3 separate regions of the Mus musculus genome follow, and regions 2 and 3 are each linked to region 1. Evidence: chromatin loops called from intact Hi-C (ENCODE). Cell type or tissue: left cerebral cortex. All regions are shown on one strand.

Region 1 (5,000 bases):
TCCACCACCCTCTCCTCAGGCTCCGTTTTCCTCAGGCATACACTCCTGGTCTATCATATCTAATGGAGACCTCCCGTTCCCTCTGTCTTCTTCCTCCTAAACTCTCTCTCCTTCTTTCTCCTCTATTCTTCCCATGGTCCCTTACCTGTGACCCTCAACCAGATAACTGAAAGCCCAGTTCCTTCTATTCCCACCAGTCATTGGCTGTAGCCACATTTATTTAACCCATTGTTTTAAATGGGGGTGGGGGGGAAGTCTGCACAACAAAAGTTAGCACACATGGGAATTCACTTGTCTCTGAGTAACCAGATCTCGGGTTAAAGAATTTAGCATTTGAATTCACAGCAGCACCGGACCAACCCCCAACAGATTGCACCAACAGATGACAGAGCCTGTAATGTGTTGGGTATAGTCACAGGAAGCTAGGTTACTGGGGGTGTGCCCAAGAAGGACCGTCTTTGTCTGCTTCCCAGCCACCATGAGGCGAGCAGCTTTACTCTACCGAGTTCCCCACCGTGAACTTCTGCCTCACCTCTTTGATGCTCTAAAGCAACAGAATCCAAGGGACCACAGAGAACCTCCGAGACCTTTCTCTAAACTGGGTTTCTCTGGTTCTTTGCCACAGTGATGCAAAGATGACAGACACAGCACAACTCTCATCAGGAAAAGTCAGTGAAGTCCCGAGCCCCACTAGAGCAGAAGGCTTCTTACTGCACATGAGATCAGAGATCAACCAGGGGGTGAACAATCCAAACCAGGGAGTCGTAATCAAGGTGCTAGATACCTACCCCAGCTCCAGGACACACATGCCTCAGCTTTTCTAGGCCCTGCCCCACCCACCCCAGGCAAGGGTGAGCATGTAGGCAAGTTCAAGTCACCTGTGCCAGCTGCTGGGTTGGCTAAGGACTGGGATGCGCAGTCCAGGGCCAGCCCTCTTGGGAGGATGGGTTTTGCCTGCTCATTCTAAAAGTAGTTTGCACAGCATGGGGTTGAGCAATGCTGAGACTGTCACAAGGATAGCCAGGAGTAGACATAGACAGGAATCAGCTCAATTCCATGCACAGCCTGGATGCCTGAGAGCTACTGCCACCAGTGTGGGTTGGGGAGGCTGCTGGGGACAGCTCATACAGACTCAGGGCCCAGCAGGCAGACCAGGCATTTATTTTCTAGTCACTGTGGCCAGTGTGGCTGAAAATGTGGACAGAGAGTGGACATTTCCTTTCAAAAACTGTGCCCTGGAGTCATGCCATAGAGAGCTAGGAGGAGTTCTGCAGAGGCCTGCTGGCAAGTACTGGCATGAACCTCCACAGGCCTCTGGGAAGAGAAGAACCACTCTGCTATCTGTACACTGAGCTTCTGCAAACGAAATGGGGCTGGGCCTCTGTCACCCTCTGAAAACAAGGCCACAAATCGTTTGGAAGAGCAATCTCTCTGGACTCCAATCATTTTGCGTTCCCACGTGGAAGGTTAAGTGCTTACCGCATCTTCTCAACCTTTCTAGGCCAAGCATTCTGCATGCACAAATGCCTCTCAGACAGACTCCATCCACACTCCTAGTTTCTCCCATGAGAAAACAAGGCTCAGAGTTGTCAAGTCATTGGCCTGAGGGCACACAGCTGAAAAGAGGTGAAAGACAGAAAGCCCGATAGTCTGAGACCAGAGTCTTCATCTCGATCTATTTACCTATCTTCTGCATAGCACAGCTCTGCAAGACACTCACCAAAGGGCACCCCTCTGCTTTGCCAACATGAGGCACATAGTAAACCCTCAGATGGCCCGAGTCTGTCCCTAGCATGCTGCCTACCGAGGAACCAATAGGCCATGCATCTTATGCTGTGTGTGGCCCTAGGACTCCAACCCAATCAGTGAGGAATCTGGTTCTCTTAGTAGCTGCCCAGCTTCCCCGTCAAGACTCCAAGGATCAGCAAGGAACACCTCAGCCGACCTCTATGGCTTGTAATCTGCACTTGGGTTCACTGAGGTAAGAACTGAAGCTCTTGGAATTTAAGGCGACATCCTGCTTGTTCTTTTTTTTTTTTTTTTTCCTGGAGGGACAGGCATCAGTCAGTCACATTTGGCAAGGAATTTGGGAGACAGTCGCAGCAATCTGGCCTTTGGTGGATCATTGTTGATTAGCTCATGGTATATAGGTTCCCACCTAAGCCAAACAGCACAAGTGAATGAAGCCTGGGGCCTCAGGGAAGCTCCGACAACTAGAGCCATGTTTTCAACTGGAGTGGATGAAAGATTGGAAAATTCTGGCCTGCCTTGAGGTTGAAGATGGTTTGTTTCACTATTCCCCTTTGACTTCACACACACACACACACACACACACACACACACACACACACACACACACACACACACTGAAAAGTTTTCAGAATATGAAAAAAAATCAAAATCACTCTTGTCACCAAGATGCAAATGACTGAGTCAAGCCATGGAGTTACTTTTCCCAAAGAGTCGCCCATGGGAGACTCAAGATCTCACCTGCCCAATTGTCATCCTTAGTGGTCCGCTAAGTACTAGGGTCCGTGCTAGAGAGGAACAGGTGCCCAACAGGGTGGTTCACAAAGGGCCCCGACCCTCCATCACCTCTCAGCTGGCTCTCCCTCACCAGAGCCTCCGGGCACTTAACCTTCAGGTCTGTTCATCGGAGGAGGTGGATAGGGTTGGCTGGTCTGGGGTAGAGGTCTGTAGGAAAGTGGGCGCGGGTTGCTGGGAGCCGCGCAGTTGAGGCGGGGAGTCTAGCAGGTTCCTAGGGTTGCCCGCAGACGCGGGGGTGGGTGGAGACGATCACGATTGAGTAGGAGCACACAGGCGCACTCACTGCCTTCCTCCTTCCCTTCCTCTTCCTCCCACCCCGCCCCAGGGGGGGCGGTACCCTGGTCCCTAGGGGAGGTCTGCACCCCCGGAGGGTGGCGGCCCCCGAGGAGGGCTGGGGTTGGGACTGCTGCGGCGGGTGGCAGACGCCGCGGGCCCCTCCCCCACGCTCCCTCGCTGCCTCCCCCTGCTCCCTGCCCCTCCTCCTCTCCATCCTCCCCTTCTTCCTCCTGGTCCCCGGCAGCCGCGGCTAGGGGAACAGCCGGCGGCACCGGGGCCGCTCAGCCTTTGTCTCGGGCCGCTGGGCGCATCCGGGCCCAGTGCAGCGTAAGTGACCGGGGCCAGGGCCGGGCCGCGGGGGGCTTGGTGGGGCGGGCCCTGGCGCGGGTGCTGCCTTGCGGGGTGGAGTGCGGCGGAGGGGAGGCCGGGCCGGAGGAGCCTCGGCTGTGATGCTCGGGCGGCGCCAGCGCGGGGGCGCAGAGGGGCGCGTGGCCGGCTCGCGGGGCGCCGCAGCCTCGCGCCCGCGGACGTGCGGCTTGGGTGCAAATCCTGTTTCTCCGGGCAGAGGCCACGCGGGGACGGCGGAGGCTGCGAGGACCTGCAGTCATGGAAAAACGGGAGAGGAGCCGGCCCAGCGTCACCACCGCCACTGTCACCACCATCACCATCACCACCACCATTTCTGATCGTCGCCCATCCCACTACCCCGCCTCATCCCCCATCTCATCTCCCCGTGTACTGCCAACTCTGTCAGACCATTTCCTTTACATCGGGTAATACTTAGACAAGAGATCGCAAGTGAGAGCAGCTGCTGTGGGACGTTCATCCAACAGGCCACTGAGCTGCCTCGGTTTTCCCCATCAGAGAAAGGGGCCTTAGGACGCCTTCCCCAGATTGCCACTGAGGTGGGCTGGGTGTCTGTTTAATCTGGATTTTAGAAGGGACAGAGAGACATGTCATTTGTTAACGATGAAAGTGACACCAGGGTAATGGCTTCATCAAACCAGAGGTTTGCAGTTTGAGAGTTCATCTCTTATCTTTTAAGTATCAAAGTATTAATAGAAAATGAAAACGTAAAGAAATGAAACTTTGACCGAACTGTTCCGAAAAAAAAAAGAAGCAGAAGCAAGTATTTTGTAGGAAATTCACTTCAGCTTGCTAAGGGCAGTTCACTTTGTTTAGAGTGGACAGTGTCCTTTTTTTTTCTTTTTTTCTTTCTTTTTTTTTTTTTGTGCTGCATTTCTGATGAAGCTCATTTTATTTTAGAGGCATACCATATACCCCTAGGTGCTGTTCACCCCACCTGAACAGCGTCTTAATTACTGGGTTTCAAAACAGCCTTTTGCCAGCTCAGCACAGAACAGTGAGACTAAACAGGCGTTCCTAGAATGTGTCCAGGCACCTGCCTCCTTTTGAAAAGACACAGCAAGATCCTAAGCCCGTTCTTTATTTCCCTATTGTTCCTAGAAAATTTGGGGAACCCCACTTGGGTTGCCACAGGTTTCCGGGGAGGCATTAGAGGCTCCTTTTAAGGATTCTTAGTCTTATTAATAAAAGAGTTTAAGAATGGGCTTAGAAGGAAGCTGGAGGACAATTTTGAATTTATTTTACTTGAACCCCAGGGCAGGCAAGGTGTAAATCTCAGCAGTTTCCAGGAGGGAATCTGGCAAGAGAGGAAGAGACAGCCCTACTACATGGTGGAACTGGAGAGAAGTGGGTGTTAGGGACGACTTCAGTGTGCAGAGCAGCACCCTCAGACTTTTGGCAACTATCTGAAAGAAGGAAAAAGTGTTTCAAACAAACAAACAAACAAACAAAGAATGGAAAAGAGAAAGTTATGTTTCTCCAGGTAATTTAGAAAATTGGTGGTGGAGCCACACAGCCAGGAGTTATGAGAAGGAATGGTACATTCGCTCAGGAAAAGAATGGTTATTGCTCTCATCCCTTTGGCACGACTTAGGGTGAATCTGCCTTTCTGAAGGGTGGTCCCTTTGTCCAGGAGACCAACGGGTCCAGCTAGATTAACTCTTGTGCTCTGGATAGCTTAGAACCTTCAGTCACCATCCAAGCGCAGAGGTGGATCCCATTCTTTTGACCATGAGAAAAACATGTTTTCCTGAGTGGCCCCAACAAAGCCCTGATTCAGGGCTCTATAATATTCTCTATAATAGGTCTAT
Region 2 (5,000 bases), 54 kb after region 1:
GACACGATTAGTTGTTAGTTAAACAACTGAACTTAATCCCTAAGCCTATCTTTGCCATGGAGGTAAGGGGGCTGGAAGTACAATCCTCTGTAGGCTGAAGTATCCAGGGCTCAGGGAACTATGCCTCTATCATAAATTCCAAGGCCCCTTTAAAGCTCTAGCTATGGAAATGAAAATGCAGAGATCAAAGTTCCCTGAACAGTTTGAACAGCAGAATAGATGCCATGAAAGGAAACCCTAAAGAGATCGCTCAGAATTCACAGGGAAAAATAATGACATGCAAAATAAGAGAGAGTTGAAGATACTGAGAATGTCCCCTGACCAGAGGCACCAAGAGAAGCAAATCCTGATGACTTCATGACCATGGATGTTTGGAGATAATGGGGAAACTATAGATTTCTCACTTCTAGAAGCCTCACTTGAATCAAACTGGATAACACACACACACACACACACACACACACACACACACCACACACACAAATCTACATTTGAATTACCATAAACTACTAAAAATGAACATCTTCAAATTGCCCTAAGAGGGAAACAAGTGTAGATTATACACAAGGAACCAAGGGCAATCGAACAAAGGGATATTAGATTGATAACCAGTAAAGGACTAAAACAGTCAACTTAAGGCAGGAACAGGAAAGAAATTGATTGACACTATTAAAACAAGGTGGCAATACAAGCCCAAAAGGGGAATTCTAAAAATAAATTCGCTAGCATTGCCACCAGCCAGACTTGTGAGTTGCAGACCAGACAGCTTTCAATCAGAGTTCTAAGCATTTCATGGGGATTTCCTCAGCTTTGTGTTGCCAGGAACTGGTACTTGGGGAAGACTAAAATGTAATGATGGTTAGTCCAAATTCTTAACACATATGACCTAGCATCAACCAGAAAGAAAGTTTCTGTAAGGGATTGCCTAGACCAGGTTGGTCTGTGGGGGATTGTATTGATTGCCGTAAGTGATGAAGGAAGGCACAGCCTGAAAGTGAGTGGAACTGTCCCTTGGGTTTGAGCCCTAGATTTTATAAGAGCAGAGAAGAAAAGAAAGGAAGGGAGGAAGGGATGGAGGTAAAAGGGAAGGAGGGAGAAAATAGGAACTGAGCACTAAGCATGAACTCATTCATTTTCTTCTGCTCCCAACTGTAGTTGAGAGCATTTTTCTAAAATAGGGTCTACTCAGTAAACAGTGGTCAAACAAACAAGTATATAAATAACACAGCCCTAAACGACACAAGAGCTGAATACAAATGGATAAGCTCAAGAATTAGAATGCTGCCACTCAGTCATCATGGTGAGGACGTGGCAGACATGGGACATCCCTGGCTCCAAGTTCACACAGTTGTGTTAGCATCCCTAAGTGAACATCAAGGATGATGGAGGGAAAGGCAACATGGGCATAAACCAACTGGCTACAGAGATCAAAAGGGTGAGTCACAGGAAGATTTCTGCTGTTGAGACCTCTAGGTTGTACCAGAAGCTGAGGAAGCCACACCTACCTTGTCGGATCCCATAACTATACTCTTTCAAGTTCTTGCCTTGATTTCCCTACCATGATGGACTATAACCTGGAATCATGAGCTAAAATAATCTATTTCTCGTCTTAATCAGGGTTTGTATCCCTGCACAAAACATCATGACCAAGAAGCAAGTTGGGGAGGAAAGGATTTATTCAGCTTACACTTCCACATTGCTGTTCATCACGAAAGGAAGTCAGGACAGGAGCACACACAGAGCAGGAACTTGGAGGCAGGAGCTGACACAGAGACTGTGGAAGGGTGCTGCTTATTCGCTTGCTTCCCCTGGCTTGCTCAGCTTGGCTTCTTATAGGACCTAGGACTACCAGCCCAGGGATAGCCTTACCCACAAGGGGCTGGACCTTCCCTCCTTGATTACTAATTGGGAAAATGCCTTACAGCTGGATCACATGGAGGCATTTCCTCCAGGGAGGCTCCTTCCTCTGTGATAAGTCCAGCTTGTGTGGAGTTGACACATAAAGCCGGCCAGCACACCCCCTAAGTTGCTTTTTGTCAGGGTATTTTTTCTCGGTAGCAGAAACCAAACCAGAACAAGGACTGTGTTGCTGCTGTTGCTACTGTTGCTTCTCATAAATGTAAAACAAAACCCATCGAACCCACACAAGAGCTCATTTTAATAACTAGTTTTCAGTGGGCTGAAATAGTTTTTTCAACAGAGTGGGACATCTGTGGACAACATTTTTAGGTCTCAAAATGTATGTACCCGGAGGAAACTTTTGCCACAGTGACTAAAGGGTTAAAGCGCCGTGGATCTTGACTTTGAGCACTTTGAGTCTCCTTACCAGCAGAACAACCAGGCAAGCCTTTAAACTGTGGGAGATGTTTGCATGCCGGTTGATTTCTGATGGTTGGCTGAACATTTGTTTAATCTCTGGTTGAGACTTTTGCACTCTGGGCAGAGGTGGGGGCGGGAGCAAGAAATGATGCTCTCAGCACCCCCCCCCCCCCGCAGGCTGCGGAGAACCAGGCTAGACGAGTAGGCATGAATGTATTAACCTCGTTTCCTTGGGAACCATAGAGCATGTCAGTCATCACATCCAGCAGCCTGCTCTGTGTAAGGCAATTAGTTCCGGGATTGGTCAGACGACCGTTCTATTTTTGAGCCCTTTCTTATCAATTAGAAGAAGAATACCTGACGTGCAGAGATTTCTCAGCAGTCTGTGCCACAACATAGTTGAGAAGCAACATGAAGGGAGCTCACACGGCCTCCTACAAAGATCCCTCTAATTTTTTCCCTCAGAAGAACGTCTTGATGGACTGGCTCAGGGTTGAATACAAGCAAGGGCGAGAGGCTGCTTAGCTCATGCTCTTCACAAGGAAACAGACTCGGAGGTGGCACACACGGCTCTCCCAGGAGCTTACTCTGGAAGTTAGCGGCAGTGCAGATCATTAAGTAGATTTTTGTATAAACATGTGGATTTGGGGGAGGTTAAAGCAAAAATAATACAAATAAACGGCATTATTGGTGATACAGCAGACTGTGTGATGCACATGGGTTTATGTATCCAGTATGTCATCCGTTTTGCCCACAAGGTCGAGGACAGAGTAGAGTGGCCTCTGAGAATGGTGTGGCAAAATGATGCTTATGGGTGCTGTGGAGACAGCTCAGTGAGTAAAGTGCCTACTGTGCAAACATGAAGACTTAAATTCATGTCCCTAACACCCAAGTAAAAAGTCAGGTGTGACAACACATACCTGTTATCCACCCACCAGGGAGGCAGAGACAGGAGGATTCCCTGAAGCTTGCTGGCCATTCAGTCTACCAGATTGATTCAGTGAGATACCCTATTTCAAAAAAACCAAGGTAAGGGCAACTTATGAAGATATCGTCTATGTGAACATGCATTGCTTGCTTGTTCATGCAACTGTACCTACATGTGCAACACGTGTACACACATACAACCCCTTATAAACTACAAGAACTCTTAATCTAGAGGTTGTGTGGATCTGGGGGCATAATGGCCACAGATTTGCAATATACATTTATGTTTGCTTCAAGTTAGGGAAACGTGGCCTTGAGCATCTTCACACTGGCGAGTTAGTAAAGGACAAGCAAAACTTGAACTGGATTGCAAGCCACTCTCAGTCTCTGTCGCTGGCCCCACGAAGACAATGACCTAAGTCCATTTGCTAAAATCTGGCTTCCCTGTAGCATGTGAGGTTTTTCCCTGCACAAACAGCCCCTCCCAGCACTTGCACATGTGTGTGCTCATTTACCCAAGAACCAGAAGGACCATGATTGATGCCATCTAGACCTTGGTAGCAGGAACATAAAAGTAGGAACATGAAATCCTTTCCCACAAATAAATTATCATCGGCAAGTCAGCACTCCATCTGTGTGTGTCCAGTGTGGCCCCTTTGCTCTGCATAGTTCTGCTGTCCTGGGATGATTGACCTTCGCTCTCCTCTAAGGTGGTAGAGCGCCTCCATTTATTTCTGGCTGGGTCTCCTCAACATTACAATTAATCAGGGAGGTACCAGCACATTGATATAATTTACAGTATGTTCCCATCAAGCGCTTGATCACAGGGAATGGCTCTGAAGCATATTCACAGATACTAACAGTTGCTGAGGCTAGGAGCAAACCTGGCCTTCCAGAAACAGCAGTTAGTGACCAAGAGCCTACCTTCCACTCAGTGGCTTAGGGTGTTCTTCTGAAAGTCCTTGGTGGGGGAAAATGCTTCTTTGAGCTCAGAGTACCCACTGCCATAAAGCCAGCTTCATAAAGCTCTGGAGTCTACTAGAGATGTCCTAGGTTAGGCACGGTATGAGGACTACTTGGTCTCTGAGGTAGAAAACCAGCCTGGTTCTCCTCACCCTCTTCTCTGGTCTGGGCATTACTATCAGGGTGGAGATACTCCTTCCATGCTAGACTAGACATAGTCTAGACCCCAAATCTCTGAGAGTAGGAGTTTGGGAAAGAAGGAAGATGAAGAAAATAGAACTCAGTCTGCCTTTCTGCCTCACAGCTCTGGGCTCAGACTCTGAGTCACTGGCTTCTTGCCCCTATTAGCCAGGACTCATACCAAAATGAACCCAGGGACGAGGCAACCTGCAGGCCTGAAGAAATACACTAGACCAAGGCCAAAGGAGACAGCACCCTGAGAGGGTCTTAGCCAAGATGGCACCCTAGAACTGTCTGGGAATGGCTTTAGAGCGCAAACTTCCACTGACCTACTGTCTCATCTCTACTATTGCTGCTCCAGAGTCCAAAGGCTGCGGTAGGGTCAATGTCTAAGTGCCCTGGGTCCCATGGTATTTCATGGGACACTGTGACCTCCATTGAACTGGAAGTTTTAGGGTCTTTTTAAACTTTTTTATTAATCTTTATAAAAAATTAAACTTTATTATTTAAAAACTTGCAAATAGATAAAAACACAATACACCAAAATTAACAGGGCCATAGATGATACAGAGCAATGAACTTCTAAACAATTGGAATAAGAGTGGAAACTG
Region 3 (5,000 bases), 61 kb after region 1:
AAACAGAGGACACCCCACCCTGGGGCTCTGGGCTCACTCACATCAGATAAGTAGATGACTCTAAGGCCATCGGGAAATAATAAGGTGTGCCTTGTCCACCTCTGTAATTATTTCCTCACAGTGACTGGGCCTGAAGACAGACTCTCCTCAGCTGACATGTTCATTAGACTCAGAAACTTGAATCATATGGAAAGGGGAAATACAGTGAAACAAATGCAAAAGAGCATTTCTCAGGATGCCTCGGCTTATAAGAGACCCTCACACCCTTGAACCAGGACCAGGGCCTATTCTGTGGCCTGCAGTTTGTGATAGTTGCCTGATCTTTTTTCCACCCATGGCTTAGTAAAGAATGCCTTACCTGTCATACACAGCAGTGTTTCTTGACTCCTACCCAGGTGTCCTCATAGACACAGGTACCCTGTATTGAGGACCTACCCAAGATTTAGACTCCCATTTTCATTGTTTTCATCCTTCTGACAAAAGCTCCCGACAGCAACTCACAGAGGCTGACCCCAAAGTCCTGAGGCAGAAGTGGGAATTATCTTCCATTTCATTTTTCTTTCATCTATCCCCAAACTCCTACTCTCAGAGACCCATTCCCTCTCCTTCTGGCCAGCATCATTTTATTTTTAAAAAGGATTCATCATGAGATGTTTGCCATGTGTTTCTCTCCTGGGTTAGGAACTTAGCAAGGCTAAGGTTAACCCACTGGGTGACCCCTTGTTATTGAGCTAAGACAATGAAGTTCTGATTAAACCAAGGAAGAACTATCTAGCAAGGAAATTAAGGTTAAAATGTGGGTGCGGGAGATTTTATCTGGTTTTTATTGGGGTACAAAAGGGCCTCCCTGGGTTCACTAGGATGTACCAACTACAACTTGCCCTCCTTGTAGACCACAGAAGTCAGGAGACTATTCTCTCAAAAGTCAGGGTTTGGTGTACCAGGAACCCAAGAGATTCTCTGCCAGTGAGCTCATCTGTTTGCTCAACTCAGAGCCTACAGAATCTACACATAGAACCCTCTGACTGGTGATGAGGACCCAGAGGTGGGAAAGCACGGGTCTAATTCCCACTCTGTAGAACCAGCTGCAGGAACGCAGATACAAACCTGTAAACTGCAGGACAATGAGCATATGACTGGTGGCTGGTGACTTGTCCTTCTATGTGGGTGAAGAAAGGCTGGGGTTTAATGGTTCAGGGCAAGTAAAGGGCTTTAAGGAAAGAACAATGCATTTAAGGAAAGAGATAACAAGGAGCTGTGTGTTTGAGACATCCCATGTAGCTGGAGAGAATTCTTCAAATGGGGAGGTGTAAGCCTGAGCATGGGGTCAATTGCAGTGTTTCTTAAGGTTGTCTTCACTGCACTCTGTGTAAGAAATTCATGTTACATTAAGTATGGGGAGCACAGAGGTATAAGAACATAGTTACAAACATCGCCCTGCAATGCGCAGAAGACACCATGTCTATACTATTTTATTTTGTGGGGACTGTAGCTTGTTTTTATTGCTTAGTGAGTTTTTTCTTTCTCCAGTACTGGAGATGGACCAGTGAGCCTCAAGCATGTCAGCTGTACTTCTAAGCTATATCCCCAACACTGCTTGTTTTGTGACATCATCTCGCTATGTAGAGCAGGTTGGCCTGGGACTCCCATCATCCACTTCAGCCACTGGAATATTGGAATTACAGCATGTGCCATCTTGCCCAGCTTTTGTTCTGGTATTCATGTGTTGGTGATGGTTGATAAGCCAACTTTCTCATCTTCTAATGGGTCTCTAGTCATCTCTGTTTAGAGTCGGAACTTGATCCTGTAGTTACTAGGGAGCCACTAAGGTGGAAATGATCTGGCCTCTTTTCTTTCACAGAATACTTGATGGTCCAGCTGATGTAGAGTGAATGGCAGTGGTTCTCAACCTTCCTAACACCTCAACCCTTTAATACATTTTCTCATGATGTGGTGACCCCCTAATCATAAATTACTTTTGTTCCTACTTCATAACTGTAATTTTGCTACTATTATGAGTTGTAAGGTAAATATCTAACATACGGGATATCTGGTATGTGATCCTCAAAGGAGTCACAGGCTGAGAACACTGGCTTACAGGGTCACCTGGGGCTGGGTGGCTATAATCCGATTGAGAAATGAGCACACCTCAAACATGAGTACTGGCAATTTATATGGAATAAAGCAAATTACTTTTTTAGCTCTTTAAGAATAGAAGAGATGATTGGTTGGAGACATGGAGAAGGAGCGAGGAGGAAGAATGGGGTTGACAATTGGATTCTGCTTTAGTAATTCAGGTTTCTGCGAAAGTGGGGTATCCACTGGGGTGAACGTAGGGTCCTGCTCATGAACTGATGGGGGCTGGGCGGGGCTTACAGAACCGGGCATGAGCAAGGTTCTGGAACACTGGAATAGAAGTGATGGCCTGGAGAACTATAGGAGAAATGCAGGCCCAGCCTGGAAGTATGCCTCTTTCTCTGGAATGATCTTTGAATCCAAGCAAATGTCAGGCCATTGTTGCTACATACCATCATACAATGCCTCCTAGAGGAGGTTAACACAGAGCAGGTGTGTATTTGTCTTAATTGCCAAACAGCATCATCTCCAGTGACCAAGATGGCAAATGACCCTCTTCTGGCTGGATCCAGAGAAGCCCACACGGGAGTGGCTAACCTGGAGGCTGGTTTACCCTGTGGCTTGGCTGTGGACTTCAGATGTTTCCATCTTGGCTCTTTTTGAACTAAATATGTTCCTCATGCTAAGCAGGCACATGCTTGATGTCGTTAGAAGCCCGGACAATTAAAACATGTTGGGAATTATTAGGAATTGAAGCAGCTGGTATTGGAATATTCTAGCCCTAGGTTTAAATTAGTAAGTTGCCTTTCTTGATAAGAAGTGGTATTAGATTCCAGGCCCTGATTTTGCAATGAATTTGGCTGCTGTCCAGAACAGTCTAACAAAGCAGGTCACCCCCACACACACACTTTTTTTTTTTTTTTTTTTTTTTTTTTAGCTATCACTGTTTTCCACTCTTATCCATCACATTCAAGAAACACAAAATCCAAACAAAGTGTTACTTGTTTTGTTTTACTTGGTTGCTTTTTTTTCCTTAGTTATATTTTGTTGGCAGAAAAGTAAAATAATTTATCCACTCAGTAAATATATACTGAATGGCTACTAAGTTCCAGAAACTGTTAGATGTACCTGAAATATAACATACATGGTAAATGCCAAGAAACAGGGTGAACTGGTGTGTGTGGGGGCAGGAGGTGGTTGCTCATGTCTACTGCAAATTCTGTCTGAGAGCTTGCTGTGGTCCAGCAGGAGCACACGAAGTAGCTATGGATTAAATTCATTGTATGCAGATTCTGTAGTACTCCATCAATGTAGTCCCAGGACTCTCATGGTGCCCATTTCTAGATGAGAAAAACAAAAACAGAAACAAAAACAAAACACAAAACAAACAAACAAAAGAAAGACTTGCCAATGCCCAGGTCAATCTTCAAGGCCCCCTGCTCTGTTCCTCAGAGCTTGCTGTCCCTAAGTTTAGATGGGTTTACAGCTTCCCTCTGTGGAAGCACAAAAATCCCTGTGGCTCTGTATGCCAGCCCTTGTTTCTCTATAGCTGATTCCTAGAGTGGACTTACCAAGTTATTCTTTTCTATATCAATAAAATGATATATATGCAAATAAAGAAACTATGAATGAGGGGCTGGTGAGATGGCTCAGTGGGTAAGAGCACCCGACTGCTCTTCCGAAGGTCCTGAGTTCAAATCCCAGCAATCACATGGTGGCTCACAACCATCCGTAATGAGATCTGACTCCCTCTTCTGGAGTGTCTGAAGACAGCTACAGTGTACTTACATATAACCAATAAATAAATCTAAAAAAAAAAAAAAAAAGAAAGAAAGAAACTATGAATGAATTTCCAGAGTATCCAATAATGATGTCAATCAATTTACAGCTCTTGGCTCCACATACCCAGAAGAAAGCTGGTGGAAGCTCTCTAAAGTGGATACTACAGCACGCTGGCCCATCAGAGACTTCAGCAGGTTCTCCAGTAGCTGTGCCGTAGCATGACCTAGTGTGGAAAGAACAAGGGCTGTTTTCCCCTGAAGGTCTGCCATCCCAATGATAAAATGACTAAGAGATTAGAGCTGGTCTCAGAGACCCTTACCAACCTGCTCCTCTACTGTGGCCATGCAAGTTACACATTCTCTAAATAGAAATAACCCCTCACTCTGGATGAGTGAGAAATGTCAAATCAGATGGAAAGCTAGCTGAGTACTTGGCACAGGTGTGGCTGTTAGGCACATCAGTACCACCATGGCCATTTAGTCACAATCTTGAACCACCCACCCTTCCCTCCCCCTAGGCCTTCGATCCCAGAGTGCAGTCGGGCATCTTTTACAATCAGTACTAACTCTGTGAAGGGCAGCATTGGGTGAAACCTGTGCTATGTCAACATTATAGAGTGTGTTCACACAAACTTGTGGGGTTGCTGCACACTGCCCATTGGTAACTGGTACATCTCATTCCTCCAAAGCACAGGCCTGAACTGTGAATACGTGTGGATTTAAACACGCATAAGTATAGAAAACACAGAATAAACAGGGTATAGAGATTAGCAACAGTGACCGGCACAAGGGCCTTTCAGTGGATGGAGCTGGCAGGACTGAGCATGGCTCTGGATGAACCCCGAGGGAGGGATGAGTGAATGTGGGGGCTGAGACTGTGAAGGCTTTCAGTGAGCTAATGGACCGTTTGCAAAACAAGCAAACTCTATAAACCCACTGTAGAATAAGTCCACGGTGTTCACAGACCAAAGAAGCACGCTTGTACTGTGAAACACAGCCTCCATCCTCATTCAGGCATTGAGGCCTCTATGCCCACCCTCATCTTTGATCAGTTACATCATCTGAGGGAGGGCATGCATCTTGTGGCCACAAGGCTCTAGCTCAGTGATGCTCAACCTTCCTAATGCTATGACCACTTAACAC

Evidence for each region. A loop is a pair of places that touch in the nucleus more often than their neighbours do. Peaks named below come from ENCODE experiments on the same cell type or tissue, not always from the same donor. Only the 100,000 strongest peaks of a DNase experiment are listed, where the experiment ranks them.
Region 2: a loop joins it to region 1, with 2.2 times the contacts of the local background. A loop is called at or near these places in 2 of 42 quality-filtered maps.
Region 3: a loop joins it to region 1, with 3 times the contacts of the local background. A loop is called at or near these places in 2 of 42 quality-filtered maps.

What each region holds. Positions count from the first base shown.
Region 1 is chr1:42,950,084-42,955,083 of GRCm38, forward strand. It overlaps Gpr45 (G protein-coupled receptor 45), which reads left to right and starts at 2,789. Exons shown (of 2, transcript NM_053107.4): 1 at 2,789-3,150. Gm39633 (a long non-coding RNA gene) reads right to left here and starts at 2,635. Exons shown (of 3, transcript XR_865396.3): 1 at 2,491-2,635. In left cerebral cortex, no CTCF peak of the experiment used is centred here; DNase peaks (open chromatin) are centred at 2,880 and 3,296; H3K4me3 peaks cover 1,507 bases; H3K27ac peaks cover 1,235 bases.
Region 2 is chr1:43,003,635-43,008,634 of GRCm38, forward strand. The region is part of intron 1 of Gpr45 (G protein-coupled receptor 45); the gene reads left to right. Among named protein-coding and RNA genes, the nearest start is that of Gm28782, 49 kb to the right of the region's middle. In left cerebral cortex, no CTCF peak of the experiment used is centred here; DNase peaks (open chromatin) are centred at 1,945, 2,652 and 2,825; H3K4me3 peaks cover 751 bases; H3K27ac peaks cover 639 bases.
Region 3 is chr1:43,010,649-43,015,648 of GRCm38, forward strand. All of the region lies in intron 1 of Gpr45 (G protein-coupled receptor 45), which reads left to right. Among named protein-coding and RNA genes, the nearest start is that of Gm28782, 42 kb to the right of the region's middle. In left cerebral cortex, no CTCF peak of the experiment used is centred here; no DNase peak of the experiment used is centred here.